Linked DNA regions of Homo sapiens: region 2 is linked to region 1. Evidence: read pairs that join two places in POLR2A ChIA-PET (ENCODE). Cell type or tissue: Panc1. All regions are shown on one strand. Each heading gives the region's core, and the rest is flanking DNA. Links, peaks and the distances in the headings are about the cores only.

Region 1 (8,349 bases), core at 242-8,241:
TGTTAATGGCTAGTGCATATTATGTATATATATAAAATGTCAATGAATAAAGTTAATTCAAGTTTAGTCAAAAAATAAAAATTAACTCCACATCATTTTCCTTATAAAATGGGTAAAATAAAAAGAGGCAGGCCGGGCACGGTGGCTCATGCCTGTAATCCCAGGCACTTTGGGAGGCCGAGGTAGGTGGATCACCTGAGGTCGGGAGTTTGAGACAAGCCTGACCAACATGGAGAAACCCCATCTCTACTAAAAATACAAAAATTAGCTGGGGGTGGTGGTGCATGCCTGTAATCCCAGCTACTCCGGAGGCTGAGGCAGGAGAATTGCTTGAACCCGGGAGGTGGAGGTTACAGTCAGCCGAGATCACACCATTGCACTCCAGCCTAGGCAACAAGAGCAAAACTCCGTCTCAAAAAAAAAAAAAAAAAAAAAAAAGTAACATTATCAATACTGTTTATAAGTAAGTTCACATACTGCAGGTAAAAATACATTAAATTATACCCTTCTGAGTTGCACAGCTTAGCTGTGGCATGTACCTGGGGTGGAGGCCTGGCCCTGGCCTGGTCCAGCCTCATGGGGCCTGAATGCTTTGCCCACCACCTGTTCCCACCTCTCGCCCTGTGCCCAGCCTCGGCCAAGCCCTGGTGGCCAGATGCCCAGTGCCTGTCTTGGAGTCGGAGCTGTACTTCCTCATCAGCTGGTACCTGTTGACCAGCCTGTGTCAGAGAGTGGCCTAGGTACCAGTGCTGGAGCTGAAGCAGCACCAGTTGCTGCTGAAGAGGTTGGACTAGGAGGGCAACGAACACAACAGTCTAAAAATTTGAGACATAATTATTAGACTGAATGCAAAGAATTGGTCTTGTCCATTAAGCATGTGGCTCCTGATCACCTGCTGTGGGTCTGCCAGTGCTTCAATCTTATTTTGGTTAAAGAAATTCCACTCGGTATTTCAAGAGTCACTTCTTTCCTTGGTGCAGGAAGGCAGTCTTTGTTACATACAGCAGAACATAGGTTAATGTGGAGATGTGTTCTGCTTTGTGTTAATAGCTTTAAGCATTGTGGAGGAAAGGTGATAATATATGTAAGTCATGCTGTGAACTATACAATTCTCTGCATTTAGCATAGAACATTGAATTCTGCTGTGTGTTTCATGGGCCCTTCTGCGTTTAAAAAATTGATAAAGACACATATGTTAGCTAAAAAGCTTGAATTTATTCTGAGATGTGTTTGAAGTTTTATCACTGTGAATTCTTAATCTTCCACTTTGAAGCTCCCTCATAACTTCATTGAACGTAATTGTATGTGTCTAATAAACTCTTTAAGTGCTAGGAGTATTTCATTTGATATTTAGATTCTGAAAATCCTTTGTTATAAAGGGAAGTGATTTTATAAATTTGGAAGCAGCTTGAAAACACACACCAAAAATGTAAAATTGCATGGTTCTTTTCTTCACCAATTTAATTTTTTTGCAAAGTTATGTGCTAGCAAAATGTTTGGAATTGCTATCCTTTTTCTGTTAGCTTGGTATAAATGACTTAAACTAAGTATGTACATGTGATATGATCCATGTGTACATCTGATTAAACTGTTAATGGGCAAAGATTGTTGGTTCTTTTGATCCTAAGCATACATTAAATTACATCCCATGATTATTTTTTGTTACAAGCTATTGCTGATGTGATGCTACCTCTTCAATGCAGCACTAACATAAAGCTTAACTGAGAAGGAACCACCTTCCCTCTTAGTTCCATGCCAGACTGGTTTGTCAGCCTTAGTTGTTTCTTAGTCCTCTGTAGCAATGCCACACTGTGGCATCAGGAAACCATGTATATTCTTTTTTCTTCTGTTTCCCTATTCACTTTGTAATTATTCTGTTTTAGGTGGTTATATGGTAGTTACTGGGGTAGCATGTTTTCCTTTGTTTTTCTCTACTTGCGTCAAGCTCAATGTCATGGTTTTGTTATGAGCACTGCTTGCTACTGGCAGATCTTAGAAGAGACTTCAGCAAGCAGCTCCAGAGTAGGGGCCATAATTCTCTATTTGTTTTGTACTAGTACCACAAGAGGATGCCTTGTAACTGCTCTTTGGTCATGATAGTGGTAGTGAATCCATTCATGTAAAATGCAATATGTCTGTTGGTTTGGGGGCACTTAAGATTCCACAGAGGTTTAGTATAATGCTCTCCCTTCTTTCTTTTTGAGTGGTGAAGAAACTAAATTTCTAGCACAGCATGACTGCTCATAGCCTGTGTTCTGTTGCTATCTGCTATGGGGGGGCACATATTGTTTTCTTAATGCATTTGCTGGTTGGTCAAGGAGGGATGGGACTTTTGAATTTGTGTCCAGACACATAGATCCTACATATGGGCTCTTCTGCGGAGGATTATCTGAGATCCTAAAATAAAAGGAAAGGTATTTAATTTTAATTTGTCACTACTTCATAAAGAGACTAAAGTATGGCAGTATTGTCCAAATTAATTTTAAAACCGAAGAAGTCAAGAATGTTCATATAAATTAAAGAAATTAAATTTTTCCTTATAAAAGTTTCCATTTTTAAGAAGTTGAATCAAACATAAGACCTTTCATCTTTAATATTGTATAGTGTAATGCTATGTTGAAAAATCAACACTTATTTGGCATTAAATGGGAAATAAATAAATAATAGCTTTCTGGAGACTCTTTGAATATCTATAATCTGATTTGAAAATTCCCTCTTGAGAAATTTACCCTAAGGAAATTCTCAGAGATATCTATAAAATATTAAATGCTAAAATGTTCATTTCAGTCTTATTTATGACAAAAGATTTCAAAACAACATAAATACTCAGAATTAGACCGAATAATAGGATTTTCGTACAATAGAAGAACATATAGTCATATAAGATCTTACTACAGAAGTGTATATTCATGTGAGAAATAGTTAAACTATTATAAAATATACAGAATGATTCCAATTTTACAAAACTAACTACATATATGTGCATAGCAAATGCCAAAGAAAATGTTAAAGATGCTTATCTCTGGGCAATAGGATTATGGGTGTTTTGTTTCACAGTTTCAAAACTGAGTGTGTGTATATATATATATATTATATTATATATATAAAGTTTTATATGTACATAAAGCTTTTTTTCAAAGTAACTAAATGGAGAATATAGAGGAGGAAGCAAGAAGCATGGAATGGAGTCCAACAGTCATGTGGAGAAGAACAGTGAGAAAACTAGTGGTGTTAGCCAGTACATGGCAAGGGGAAGCTGTCCCTCTTCAACCAGTTTTTCAATAACCAAGGATCCAACCGATTAACCTGTGGTCTTCAAGGCTATTTAACTGAGATTGTGCAGTTGCCACACTGTGAACTTCTTTCAGTTTCTGGTCATTTTCATTGAAAAAGACAGGAAAGGGAAGTGGCTGACACAGCTGCTCTTCCCATGGGTAGTCACGTTAATTAGGGGCCAAGGAAGGAGAACAAGGGAAGTTTTCTGATTTTTCCTGAGAAAAAAAACTTACTGTCAGCAGCTGTCTTTCTAATCTCATTCTTTTAGCAAACCCCTCCTTCTCTTTCTGTCCTCTTTGGGATTTTATTGACGAAAAAAATTTGTAATCCCTGCCCTAAAATTGAAATAACTTACCTGCAATGCAAATAACAGGTATTGGTTTTCACAAAAGCAATTTAAAATTGTACCTCGACCAACGTCTCAAAAAATTATAATTCACCAGGCTAATGTTATAAGAAGAAACATTCGGAGTGGAGGAGAACAAGAGACGGCAGAATTAGATAGAATACAAGGTGTAGAGCAAATGCTCTCAGATTCCTAGAAGTGCAGAAAAAGCATTAGGTATTCAGAACTTCTGCTACAAGGTGATCAATGTCTACTCTTGGAGGGAAAAGTCATTGGAAGCCTCATCCATGAGAAATCTTGGAATCTTTGAAAATTCTGCCAGCAGGCTGGTGTTTGCCCTTGTGCAGGGATAGAAGCTGTATGCTCATCTCTCTTCTTAATCAGAAAAGCCAGGGAAGCCAGGCAGCCACCTTTCCCTGTCTATTTAATGAATGAGGGTGCTTTTCTTCAGGAGATAAGTCACAGTTGAAGACCTGAGTTCTAAAATGCCAGGGTGGCATTCTCTCTAACGCTGCCTCAGAGCAAGATTCTGTCGTACATTGAAGAGAAAATGACTCTAGAGTTTGGTTGATTAAGACTTCCCTGCAGTCATATTTCAGTCATACTTCCTTTAGGAGACATGGAAACCTTCATGATAATACTCTATTTGCAATATAAATCTAATTATCCTTATTAGCTATTCTGTTTCTCTTGACAAATTAACATTTGATAGTCTTGATAATTCTATTTAGAGACTTTGTTATGGGAAAAACAACCCTCAACAAATGGCTAAATTTCCTAAGCTTACCTCAGATATAATTATTTGATATAAAGTACAGATTGCTTTGATATTTCGGTAAATGGGATTAAAGTTTGTAGGATCCACTTTCTCATTAAGAAAATAGCCGAGGGCAAGTGGGTTGAATCGAAGGCCCTTTGCAATATTAAGTGCCCAGGAGATATCCACCCTGAATCACTGAAAAGTTCCTTTAGGCTTTTCTTTGTGAACCTCAGCTCTACAGCAAAAACGTATTCTGATCTAGAAAGGTCACATTGTTTTTATCATCTTGGACTACATCTCTAAGCAGGGCTAAAACAGAAAAAAATCTAATGCCACTTCCTGTCTCCCTGGGTTAGCTCTGATGCTTCAACAATGACCGCAAAATAGATGATGTAGATTATAAAGCGCTAGCTAGTATAGGGCAGTAGATCCTGTTTCAGTTTGAAACAGCAAAATGCCACTAATCCAATTAAGAAAGTTCAGCTTCCCAGGTCACTGAAGGAAAATGTCTCTCAGGAGAGGTTTGGACATGATAGATTAAGGCCTGCTTCCAATACAATGCTTTGTAGACCTCTCAGTTAGGAAAATAATTAGAGATCAGCAGAAATCCATAGATAAATATATGTATTAATACGTTTGCCAGAAATTTGATAGAGCATTGGTTTCTTCATCATCTTATGAACCAATGAAGACCATTTTCACATATGTATCTTTACTTTCATGGCTTTTCTGCCTTGAGTATCTCTACTCTCTTTACTTTTCTGGTTAAAACTATATGCCAAGGCCTAACCCAGGTCCCACCTCTTCTGTGAAACTTTTCCAAGTTGGGTGAAGATTATTTTCTTTATCTTCATCCCTGTAATAACCACCTATACCATTGTTTAGCTCATAATTTGCTGTCTGGTATTCATTCATTCATTCATCTAACCAACAAATATTTATCCAAACTTATATTGTACCAGGCACTGTATTCACTCCTGAGTATACAATGATGATGAAAACAGAAGTAATACTGCCTTAGTGAAGCTTAGATTTTGGTACGCTCTAAGGAAGAAAAACCCTAGCGAGCTGTGGAGGGAGTGACAAGGGAGACATGCTTTAGTTGGGTGATCAGGTGCGGGAGGTGGTAATGAACATCTGCCATTGGGGGTGCCCAACATCTTTTGAGTACCCTCCCTATGTCGTGGGAGCTTTCTATGTTGTGAAAACAGCCTTCTTAAGGTAGAAACCAAAAACCTGACTATATAGGGTAAAAACGTGGTATGTATCCTTAGATTCCCTTGACTGCCTTCTTCCTTCTAAAGGTGCCACCCATATCTGAACTTTGCCTCACTCTGCTGAGCTTGCAGCCTGGGAGGAGGCTGAGATGAAGTTCTGGGCACATGGTCCACATCCCTCAGCTGTTGAAGCAATCCACCCTGATTTTCCCCTACATTTCCAGACCTAGAGGAAACGCCACAGTACCAGGAGTGGGATTCAACAGTGACCTGAATTACCCAAGTTGAAAGTCTGAGGGAACTAGCCCGTGGTGAGGCCAGTCTAGTAAAACAGGAAATGTATATGGGAGAAAGCTCCATAGATAAATTTCTCCTCCTTTCTCCCTTCTAAAGATTACCCTGAATCAGCTCCTCTTTTTAACTGCTCTGGAGAAGTACGACAGACCAGTGGATACACATCCTGAACACAGGAACCAACACAGAAATGCATCATAGCACCTTTCTCTACTCATGTTCTTCACCCTCACTGCTGGATTTGTACTTCTCAAAGAAAGTGTCAACATGTTAATCCTTGCCTCAGGCTCTGCTTTCTGGAGAACATGTTCTAAGACATGTACATTTCCTAGACTCCTTTGCAGTTGTGGGAGGACAAATGTCCAGGTTTCATTGGTCAGATGAATCTTACCTGACATTTGAATGTAGACAGAAGCAATATGAATGAGTGGCTACCAGTGGGGACATCTTTTGGCATGTGCTGTTGTGAGAATAATATTGTGGAGCTTCTGGAATTCAGATCCAAGATCCACAAATGATCACTGCCAGCCAGGGACAAAAGCAGCTGTTTTTTTTCTAGGGCTTCGAAATATTGCATACTTTACAAAACTGTTGAAAAGAAACTGTGCCAGCATATGTGAATGAGTTGCACAATCTCTGAAGTGTTACATAAATGCCTCTCTTTTTTTCTGTGAATTCAGGATATTGAAATAGATTAGAGATGCCAAAACACCTAATATACTTGCCAACATTCTCTATGCTGGGTCGATGCCTACACAAGTAATCAATTATAGAATTCCTTTTTCCTAATCTACATGCAGTCCCAGAATTCTCAAACAATATTCCACACAACCACTACCACTTCGACGGCATTAACACAAGAAAAGATACCTATTTAAAATCCCAGGTTTAGATGGTTTCTAAGATCTAGTCTATCTACAGCACACTAATTCCAATACTATACTATACATGTGAGTAAGTTACAAATAATTACACACTGTGCTATACCAAAAATTTAGTATAATAGATGTTTAATTTAAGGAATGTGTCTGGTGGAGGATTATTGTATACACTTTTAAATCAGCATGATGCTATTATTAACATGCCTGCTTTAGGAATATGATAGCACAGATTATTTGACAAACTGAAAATCAGTATAATTATTATGCATTCTAAGCCATGTGTTTATTACTTTGATTTATTTTCAAGATGCTTACTACTCTGTATGCCCACCTAACTTTTATTCTTTTCTTTCTTTCCTTCATTACCATAAGCATACTCATATTGATATCAAACACACACACGGATTCATACATATACATAGTTCTTCAAAGTTCTTAAGGTATAAAACAGAACCTACACTAAGACCAAAGGTATAATGAAGTATTTATTTCTATAAATGACATTACACATATCCACAAAGGGAGAATATGGGAATAATTTATAGATAAGGCTCTGTGCTGTATTTGAGATGATAAAATCCAGGAATAAATGTCACTCCAGCTGGGCACCCTCAAAAATCTCTAGAAATTTACAAATAACTCAAAATGCATAGTAGTTTGAAGTTGAAGATCTCTGATCTTCAGATAATAAGTAGTAAACCACAACATTTAACTTCAGACCCAGTGGATGCAACCCAAAAACATCAGATTCACCCACTTAGCCAGGATAGCAACTGAGAGAGGTTTTTCATTCACTTACACAGGAGGAAGGAAGGCTTTAGTTAGCAAGTTCACTTAAGCACTAGACCAAACAGAGACAAGCCGCGGGCTGCCGCCCACTGATCTCAGAGGTTTCCCAAGACACTGAAGGCTTTAGGTACCTGTCCTCCCAAATGAGGCTCTACCTTAAGTAATTATTAGCATACTTCCACATAAAAATACTGTCCATGGGTGTCTGAGTATTTATGACAAGGATATAGCTTTGGTCAAATACAGGTCAGTTGTTGGTTATGTGTTAAGATGTTTTAGCCAAACTTATTGTGAATTAATATTTTTTAGAGATTAATCTCCCCCATTATCCATTTCTTATCTTTTCATCTAATATAAATAATCAATAAGAGCTCAAGTAAAACATTTATTTTTTACTTAATTTCCTACTATCTACACATAGGAGAAGCAGGGAAAATGGGATTTTCCTCTTTCCCCTGCTTCTTCTACAAGAAAAGGAATAAAGGAAGGGCAAAAGATAAAGTAGGGGAAAGGGAATTTTTTCACTTGCCTTCTTATAGTTTTTACCCTCTAATGTTCTACAAAAATAATTTGCTCATTCCAATAGACAAGAGAATGAAAAATGTTCTTGCTATTGAGATAAGAAAATATGGTCATAAAATTAATCTTGAAAACATACAGCTACAGTTATATTGATTAGCACAATCCAAGAACCAGAAATCCATTTGGCCTGGCCCCAAAAGTCAATGTCTGGAAAAACAATAATAATTTAAATTCTAATCTATGTTTTCTGGTGCAGTAAAGCAT
Region 2 (8,349 bases), core at 282-8,281, 600 kb before region 1:
CAATGAGCATGGGAGTGCAGATATCGCTTGGAGATAGTGATTTCATTTACTTTGGATATATACCCAGAAGTGGGTTTGTTGAACCATTTTTAGAATCATAGTTCTATTTTAATTTGTTGAAGAACCTGCATTGCATTTTCCATAATGTCTGTACTAATTTACATTTTTACCAACAGTGTACAAGAGTTCTCTTTTTTCCACATCCTCGCCAATACTTATCTTTTGTGTTTTGATGATAATCATTCTAACAGGTGTGAGGCGATAGCTCACCACAGCCTTGATTTGTATTTCCCTCATGATTAGTGATGTTGAGCACCCTTTCATATACCTCTTGGCCATTTATATATCTTCCTTTGAGAAATGTCTTTTCAGGTTCTTTGCTCATTTTAGAATCAGGTTATTTGATTTTTAAGTTATTTTCTGATGAGTTGTCTGGGTTCTTAAATATTTTGGATTTGAACTGCTTATCAGATATATGGCTTGCAAATATTTTCTCCCATTCCAGAAGTTATCTTTACACTCTGTTTGTATTCTTTGCTCTGAAGAAGGTTTGTCTTTTGATGCAATCTCACTTGTCTATTTTTGTTGCCTATGCTTTCATTGTCATATCCAAAAAAATTATTGCCCAGACCGCTTTCAAGTAGCTTTTCCTCTATGTTTTCTTTTAGTAGTTTTAGGGTTTCAGATCTTACATTTTTGTCTTTAGTCCATTTCGAGTTTATTTTCTTATATGGTGTGAGATAAAGTTCCAATTTTATTCTTCTGCATGTGGATTTCCAGCCCTCCCTTTGATGAATTTTTAGTATTACTGTTCGTTAAAAATATTTATTTACAGTTCAATAATCCAAGCCAGTTTTACTCCAATTTCTGTTTCTTTTTAAATTCAAGTATAGTTTTATTTAATAATTCTACTAAAATCACATATAGTGTGATCCTTCTCATATACCATCATATCTACCTGTGTCTAAAGCTGCCCAGAGATGTCTGGAATTGTATTCATCAAAGATAGCATGAGCGAATCCAGAAAGGAGGATATGGGCGATTTATTGCTTTCTTTCTTTGTAATTTTCTACATAGCTTGATTTAAAAAAAATTAAAAAGACATGTTTTTTAAAAAACAATAAAATCATAGCTTAAAAAGAATCTCATCCACTTGCCAACTCATTTTGAAGCTCTTTTTATAAGTGAAATTGCATCTTGTCCTTTTTATCATTCTATGTAATTTGTTGTCAGGACTAGTTCCTTATCAAGCTAAGTTTTAAGTTTTCATCCAGCTACATTTGCAAGTAAACAAGTTTTCTGAGGGCAGATATTTTGTCTTTTCTGTTTATAGCTCTACCCCAGTACTTGGATCACTGCCTAGGTGCATATTAGGGCCTCAGAAAACATTTTTTGAAGACTAAGTGGATGAAGAACTTTGAGCACCTTTGATAGGAAGTCTTATGGTAGTAAATCCACATATTTATGACTAGCTGATTTTTAACAAAGGTGCCAAGAGCATACATTTGGGAAAAGACAGTCTTTTTCAATAAATGGTCATGGGAAATTGGATATCTATATGCAGAAGAATGAAACTAGACCCCTATCACTTACCATATATAAAAATCAACTCAAAATGGATTATAGACTTAAACATAAGACCTAAACTATGAAACTACTACAAGAAAACATAGAAAAAATGCTTCAGGACATTGGTCTGGGTAAAAATGTTTTTGATGAGACCTCAAAAGCACAGGTAACAAAAGCAAAAATAGATAAGTGAGACTGTCAAACTATACAGCTTCTGCACAGCAAAGGAAACAACAGAATGAAGAGACAACTTACAGGATGGGAGAAAATAGCTGCAAACTATTCACAGATAGGGGATTAATATTCCCTGTGTTGATTAATATCCAGAATATATAAGGAACTCAATAGCAAAAAAAAAAAAAAAACCCAAACAATCCAATTTAAAAATGGGCAAATGATTTGAATAGACATTTCTCAAGAGAAGACCTACAAATGGCCAACAGGTATAAGAAAAAATGTTCAACATCACGAATCATCATGGAAATGCAAATCAAAGCCACAGTGAGATATCATCTCACCTCAGTTAAAATAGCTATAATCAATAAGATAAATAAAAGACATACTGGCAAAGATGCGGAGAAAGAGGAATTCATATACTGTTAGTGGGAGTGAAAATTAGTGCAGTCATTATAAAATACAGTATGGAGGATCCTTAAAAACTAAAAATAGGGTTACCATATGATCTAGCAATCCCAGTACTGAGTATATATCCCAATGAAAGGAAATCAGTGTGTTGAAGTGATATCCACATTCTCATATTTATTGCAGCACTATTCACAGTAGCAAAGATATGGAATCTAAGTGTCCATCAGTGAATGAATGGATAAAGAAAATGTGGTAAATACACAGAAAGGAGTATTATTCAGCCATAAAAAAGAATAAAATCCTGTCATTTGCAGCAACATGGATGAACCTGGAGGACATTATGTTAAGTGAAATAAGCCAGGCACAGAAAGACAAATACCACATGTTATCTGAGATTTGGGAGCTAAAAAAGTTGATCTCATAGTCGAGAGTAGAATAGTGATTACAGAGGCTGGGAAAGGTAAAGGGGAGGAGGAATAGGGAGAGGTTGATTAAAAAGTACAAAATTATACTTAGATAGAAAGAATAAGTTCTAGTGTCTATAGAACACAATAGTGTTCTATAACACATAGTTAACAATAATTTATTATACATTTCAAAATAGATAAAAGAATTTTGAATGTTCTGAAGACAAAGAGATAAGTGTCTGAGGAGATGGGCATGCCAATTATCCTGATTTTATAATTATACATTGTATACATATATCACAACATCACTTGTACCCCATAAATATGTACAATTGTTATGTGTCAATTAAAAAGTCTTCCCGTAGCAAAAAGTATCTTTTCCCATAGCAAAAAGTATGAGAAGTACATAAATGTTACTAAGAATTTGTTTTGCCTTTTTGAAAGAGCTCAAGATACCTGATAACTTTTTTTTTTCTAAGAGAAGTTTTATAGGCTGGGCACGGTAGCTCATGCTTGTAATCTCAACACTTTGAGAGGCCAAGGTGGGCAGATTGCTTGATCCCAGGAGTTCAAGACCAGCCTGGGCAACATGGTGACATCCTACCTCTACCAAAAATATATACAAAAATTAGCTGGGCATGGTGGTGCATACCTGTAGACCTAGCTACTTGGGAAGCTGAGGTGGGAGGATAAATAGAACCCCAGAGGCAGAGGTTACTGTGAGCTAAGATTGCACCACTGCACTCCAGCCTGGGTAACAGAGTGAGACCCTGTCTCAAAAAAAAAAAAAAAAAATAGAAAAGTTTTATGAGGCAGATATTAGGCCTGTGTTACCAAAAATTTTGTTGTGTAACTGTCCTTGGTTGTTCCTCAATTCCAGTGCTGCTGACCAGTGTAAAATGGGTGTGGATCACATCTATTGCTTCTTCAAAGAAGCAGTATGGGAAAACAATGACTCACACTGTAGTGATAAATGGGAATGACAACACAGATCAACAATGTCTGAGCTATTGGTAAACCTAACTGAGAGGTACAAAGAGAGGCAAGGGAGTCCTCCTATGCCTCTTGTACCGAGGGTTGGGCTGCCTGGGCCAATTGATAAAGCAGTTCCCAGCAATGCAGCTCTGACTTTGGAAGGACCCCTGCTCCTTGCCTCCTTTTATTCCCTAGGCTTTAGGTTCTAGGGACTCAATCAGTGTCCCTTTTCTCTAGTAAGTCCAAGACTAGCTGTGGAGTAAGAACCACCTTCCTTGCTGCATACCCCATGGCATTCTTCCTGTTTCTTTGCTCCTCCAGAATTTTGGATGCAAGAAAATGTGCTAGTTCAAAGTTTGCTTTACAGGTTAGACAGACTTAGGTTTGAAGCTTTTGCCCATTCATAGGCTTGGACAAGGCACCCAACATCTTTAAAACCTCTGTTTATCTATAATAGTACCTACCTGTAGTATTATTGCACACTATTAAATAAAATATCCATGTAAAGCACTTGACAAAGTGTCTAGCAAACAGGAAGCACACAGCAAGAGTTAGCTAGTACAACTGCTATTGTTACGATGTTATTTGTTTATATATTTGTCTCCTCTAGTAATGACCTTTTCCAGGACAGAGATGATATTTTAGTCATCTTCGTATCCCATTTGCCTAACAACCTAACTTGAGTATGAAAGTTGCTCAATAAATCTTTGACTAATAAATAACTGCACATGTTTATGTGTGTGTGTGTTTGTGTGTATGTGCACATATATAATATAGAAAGAGATGAAATGGTCTTTTGAAGCTCTAATTTGCTTACAAATATGGATAGCATTATTAAAATCATAAAAAGCCCTATTAAAACTCTGAATTAATTGTATTGGAGATTTTCGCTCACCATAATGGAAAGTTTTCCAAATTTAATTACTTTTGACCTCAAGAAATTTGGACCTTCAGAGCAAGACCTAGTTCCTAAAATAGGAGACCTCATATCTATGCCCTAGGAATGGACTAGGCTAATTTCAGATTAAACTGAAAGGAGAGGACCAAATGCTTTGGGATAGCTGATCCCTTAGGAGTGGGAAGAGAGGTGCTGCAGGTTACTCCTTGTTGGAGTCTCTGTTTCATGGTGTCAACTCATCACCAGGGTCGGTTTTTTCATAGTAGGGAACTTGAGTGATAACACTGGCACAAACTGGAGACTCAAGAAGGTGGAGTAGGAGAACCAGTTTCAGGCGGATGAAAATTTAGCTATTGATTATTTTCAGTTTTAGTGATATTGTATTTGAGTAGATGTGTTAAGATGCAAGCGATAATAATATAGAGCGCTGGGCACGGTGGCTCACACCTGTAATCCCAGCACTTTGGAAGGCCAGGTGGGTGGATCACCTGAGGTCAGGAGTTTGAGACCAGCCTGGCCAAAATGGTGAAACCTTGTCTTACTCAAAATACAAAATATAGCCGGTGGTGGCACCACCTGTCATCCCAGCTAATTGGGAGACTGAGGCAGGAGAATCCCTTGAACTCGGTAGGTGGAGGTTGCAGTGAACTGAGATCATGCCACTGCACTCCAGCCTGGGCGACAAGAGTGAAATTCCAACTCAAAAAAAAAAAAATTATGGAGCTTGAGGTAAGGCTGCCACACTCAATGCTATAAGCAATACCACAGGCTGAGAATTGAGAAAAGCTATGTGAAGACATTTGAAAGTGTTTGAAGTCATTCTTTCTGGATATCTGTTCATGTTGAGTGTGCATGTTATGCTGGTTAGTTGATAAAGAGCATCACATAGTCTAGTTAGGATGGAGCTTGTTCTGATAGCACGAATAAAATTGAGGAATTGAGAATACATTAGCAACAAGGTCTGCAGTAGATCTTTGTCTCCATACACAGGACAATGCCCAAATGAAGCCTCATCAGAACCGTTCACCAGCCTTGTTTCTGACCAGCAGTTTGCGAGAGAAGTCAGCTCCTGGGAATGTAACTGCTGACCTTTCATTTTCATTCACATGCAGAAACCATATTTAGCCATTTAAGAATTAAGAACTGGACACATTGGAGCCCACCACATATTCAAAAAGAGATGGTAAAAGGAAAAGGAGGTATACAATTATAGATAGAATTATGGCAAGAAAATATTTTGCAAAAAGTGGGGAACTAGTATGGAGAGAAGAACACAGCAGAGGAAGAGAGATGAAAGATGTTGAAGGAAGCAATGAGAAAGTAAGATCCAAGAAACATGAAGGAACAAGATGGAGAGATTGGGGGAGTCAGTGTGGAAAATGATACCATTTTTCTCTGAGCCTTGAGAGAAGGATGAAATGACACAAGGAGAGTCAAGGCTATTTGGCAATGAACAGGATATTTGAGAAATTAAGTCATGTTAAGGCTATACAATTGTGTATCAACAAGGTTACCATTTATTGAGTTGTTACCATGTGCCAGGCACTGCATTCACTTTAATTCTCATGCCAATCTTCCGGATAGATATGATTATCACCGTTTTATGGAGGAAGAGACTCCTGTTTAGGGAGTTTAAGTAATTTGCTCAAGGTTACACTGCAAGTAAGTAGGTGGCCTGAGCACACATATCTGCAGGACATCCTAACTTGCTTCTTTTTTGTGAATTATGAACATTTTTGAAACTCTGATGAGAACAGTTTTCTCCTCTGATAACAAATAAACCCAAAGGCACGTACCTACCACATTTGACATGCAGTTGCAGGAGATTGCCCTGAAACCCATCTGTGCACCCTTGTGGATGTGTTGACACTGGATTAAGAGCAATGAATCAATTTTTCAACAAAATAATCTTTAAATATGTATTAGTCTTCCAAGTCATCACAATGCTATTCAAATAACACTTTTGCGGCTCAAAATATTTTTGGAGCTCTAACTTCAGAATGGCCTCAGAATGCACTCACTGGCTACAAAAGAAAATCAATCCCAGTTATTTACTTCTGTTTCCCTCAAACAGTATTTATTGTCCTTCCTTGTCCATTATCCTTGTTTTCAAATGGCTTTTGGCTATTTTTAAAAATACAAGCCATTCTCAAAGGAATCCATCATTAAATAAATCCAAAGAATGTGCAAGAGGCTCAGAAAGAAACCCTAACAGGGCATTTGAGAAGGGATTATATCCGAGGTTAAAGCTTGGGATAAGAAACTCTGTTCTCAAATACAACCACATGATAGCTACACATACTATCTGTGGTTATTACTTTAACGATAGTAATTCGTATTTCCATGTATAAGGCAAGGTGTGCTTCTTAAAATATTAGAAAATATACTCCTAAATTTGATTATTATAAGTTACCAAGTAAAATTTACTGCTGCCAGATATTTTTTGATTATTGGAAATAGAACTTTGTCACTCATGTAGGTAAAATTTAGTGGCTTTTGCAAAGCCAGTCCTTCAGTGAACTATGTAGAAATAGTACACTTAGTCATTGCGCATTGACTTTTCTTATGTGTTTCCATAGTCCAGTTAATTTTCAATGCTTCTGAGGAGGTAGTAAATAATTATATCTAAATTAATAATTTTTAAAAATTGTTTTTTATGGCAGCTTTTGTATCACTCTCTTTTCTTCTAATGTCTAATTGAAATATATCTATTTTAAAAATTAATTTTGTTTTGGGAATATCATGTTACTTCTTAAATCATTGGAAATAGTTCTAGAACTGTTTTTCTCAGCTCATGTTTATCTCAACTATATTAGCTAGAAAATTGTTCTTTCTCTATGGTGCTTGGGAAACCAGGGGTCATATATATTGCACATAAATGTCAATCTATAGAAGGGTATGCTTAAAATTTCCACAATATCATCTTGTCCCCCCGCCCACTTAAATGACTAATAACTTTGGTGATATGTCTTTTTTAATCAACCTGATGAGATCCCCTTCTGGAAGGAGCTCTAGGGCTAAAAAATAAGTAGTACACTTCTCAAGTTATGGCAGAAAAGTTCTTGAGGTGATTATTTTCACTTTCTTCTTTTCTGCCCCACACACCTGCTCACAAGTTCTTAAGGCAACATAGCCCTGTCAAGTAACTAATGGTTGGGTCACTGATAGCATAGGTTGTGGTGTACACAAGTGATTCTCAAGACCAGGTGCTTGTTCTAATTCTATCACTTTCCTCTTCAGTGGAAATGGTCATACTGGTGTACTGTGATACTATTGTGGACAACAATTGGCTTAGGGATAAACAGTTGATGTCCTGCTGTATTTCCTCAGTACATTTAGTATAGATTCTTGCTTTTCAAAGTATGACCCAGGAAACAGCAGCATCAGCATGACCTGGAGAATTGTTAAAAATGCAGAATGTCAGGCCCCACCCCAGGCCTACTGAATCAGTATTTGCATTTTAATAATGCCTTCAGGTAAATTGTATACACGTCAGAGTTTTGGTAGCACTAATTTAGATGGGTCTATGTAAGCTCTATGCTTAGCAATTGCAGAAATTCCTTAGTTGCTGTATTTTGGGTGATGGATATTGATAAAAAACCAATGAACAAAAAAACACAAGCCGACTGAACAGACGCAATTCCATCTATTGCAAGTGATGGGTATAAATATGAAAAATTGTTAAATTTCAGATATTTGGCTTATTCACTTTTAGTCTTTGGAACTGGTTTTTTTTCCATTTCTAATTTCTTTTACTCTGAGTTTATGTTATGTTCTGGCTCATGTAGTAAAGCTGACTGAAACTCATCATCCAAACCATTTTCAATTTGCTTCTCCTGAGAGTAAGATTTTGTGGTTTTATCTCATTTGCAACCACTGTTCTTGTGAAATAATCTAGTTTTATCCCAAATCAGT

Evidence for each region. ChIA-PET counts read pairs that join two places held together with the same protein. Peaks named below come from ENCODE experiments on the same cell type or tissue, not always from the same donor. Only the 100,000 strongest peaks of a DNase experiment are listed, where the experiment ranks them.
Region 2: POLR2A ChIA-PET joins it to region 1 with 5 read pairs; 2 of 35 experiments call an interaction of 5 or more read pairs at or near these places.

What each region holds. Positions count from the first base shown.
Region 1 is chr7:17,025,761-17,034,109 of GRCh38, reverse strand. All of the region lies in intron 2 of LOC124901595 (a long non-coding RNA gene), which reads left to right. It also overlaps the pseudogene BRWD1P3. Among named protein-coding and RNA genes, the nearest start is that of AGR3, 150 kb to the right of the region's middle. In Panc1, for the core only: no CTCF peak of the experiment used is centred there; no DNase peak of the experiment used is centred there.
Region 2 is chr7:17,628,431-17,636,779 of GRCh38, reverse strand. No RefSeq gene overlaps it. Among named protein-coding and RNA genes, the nearest start is that of LINC02889, 74 kb to the right of the region's middle. In Panc1, for the core only: no CTCF peak of the experiment used is centred there; a DNase peak (open chromatin) is centred at 3,530.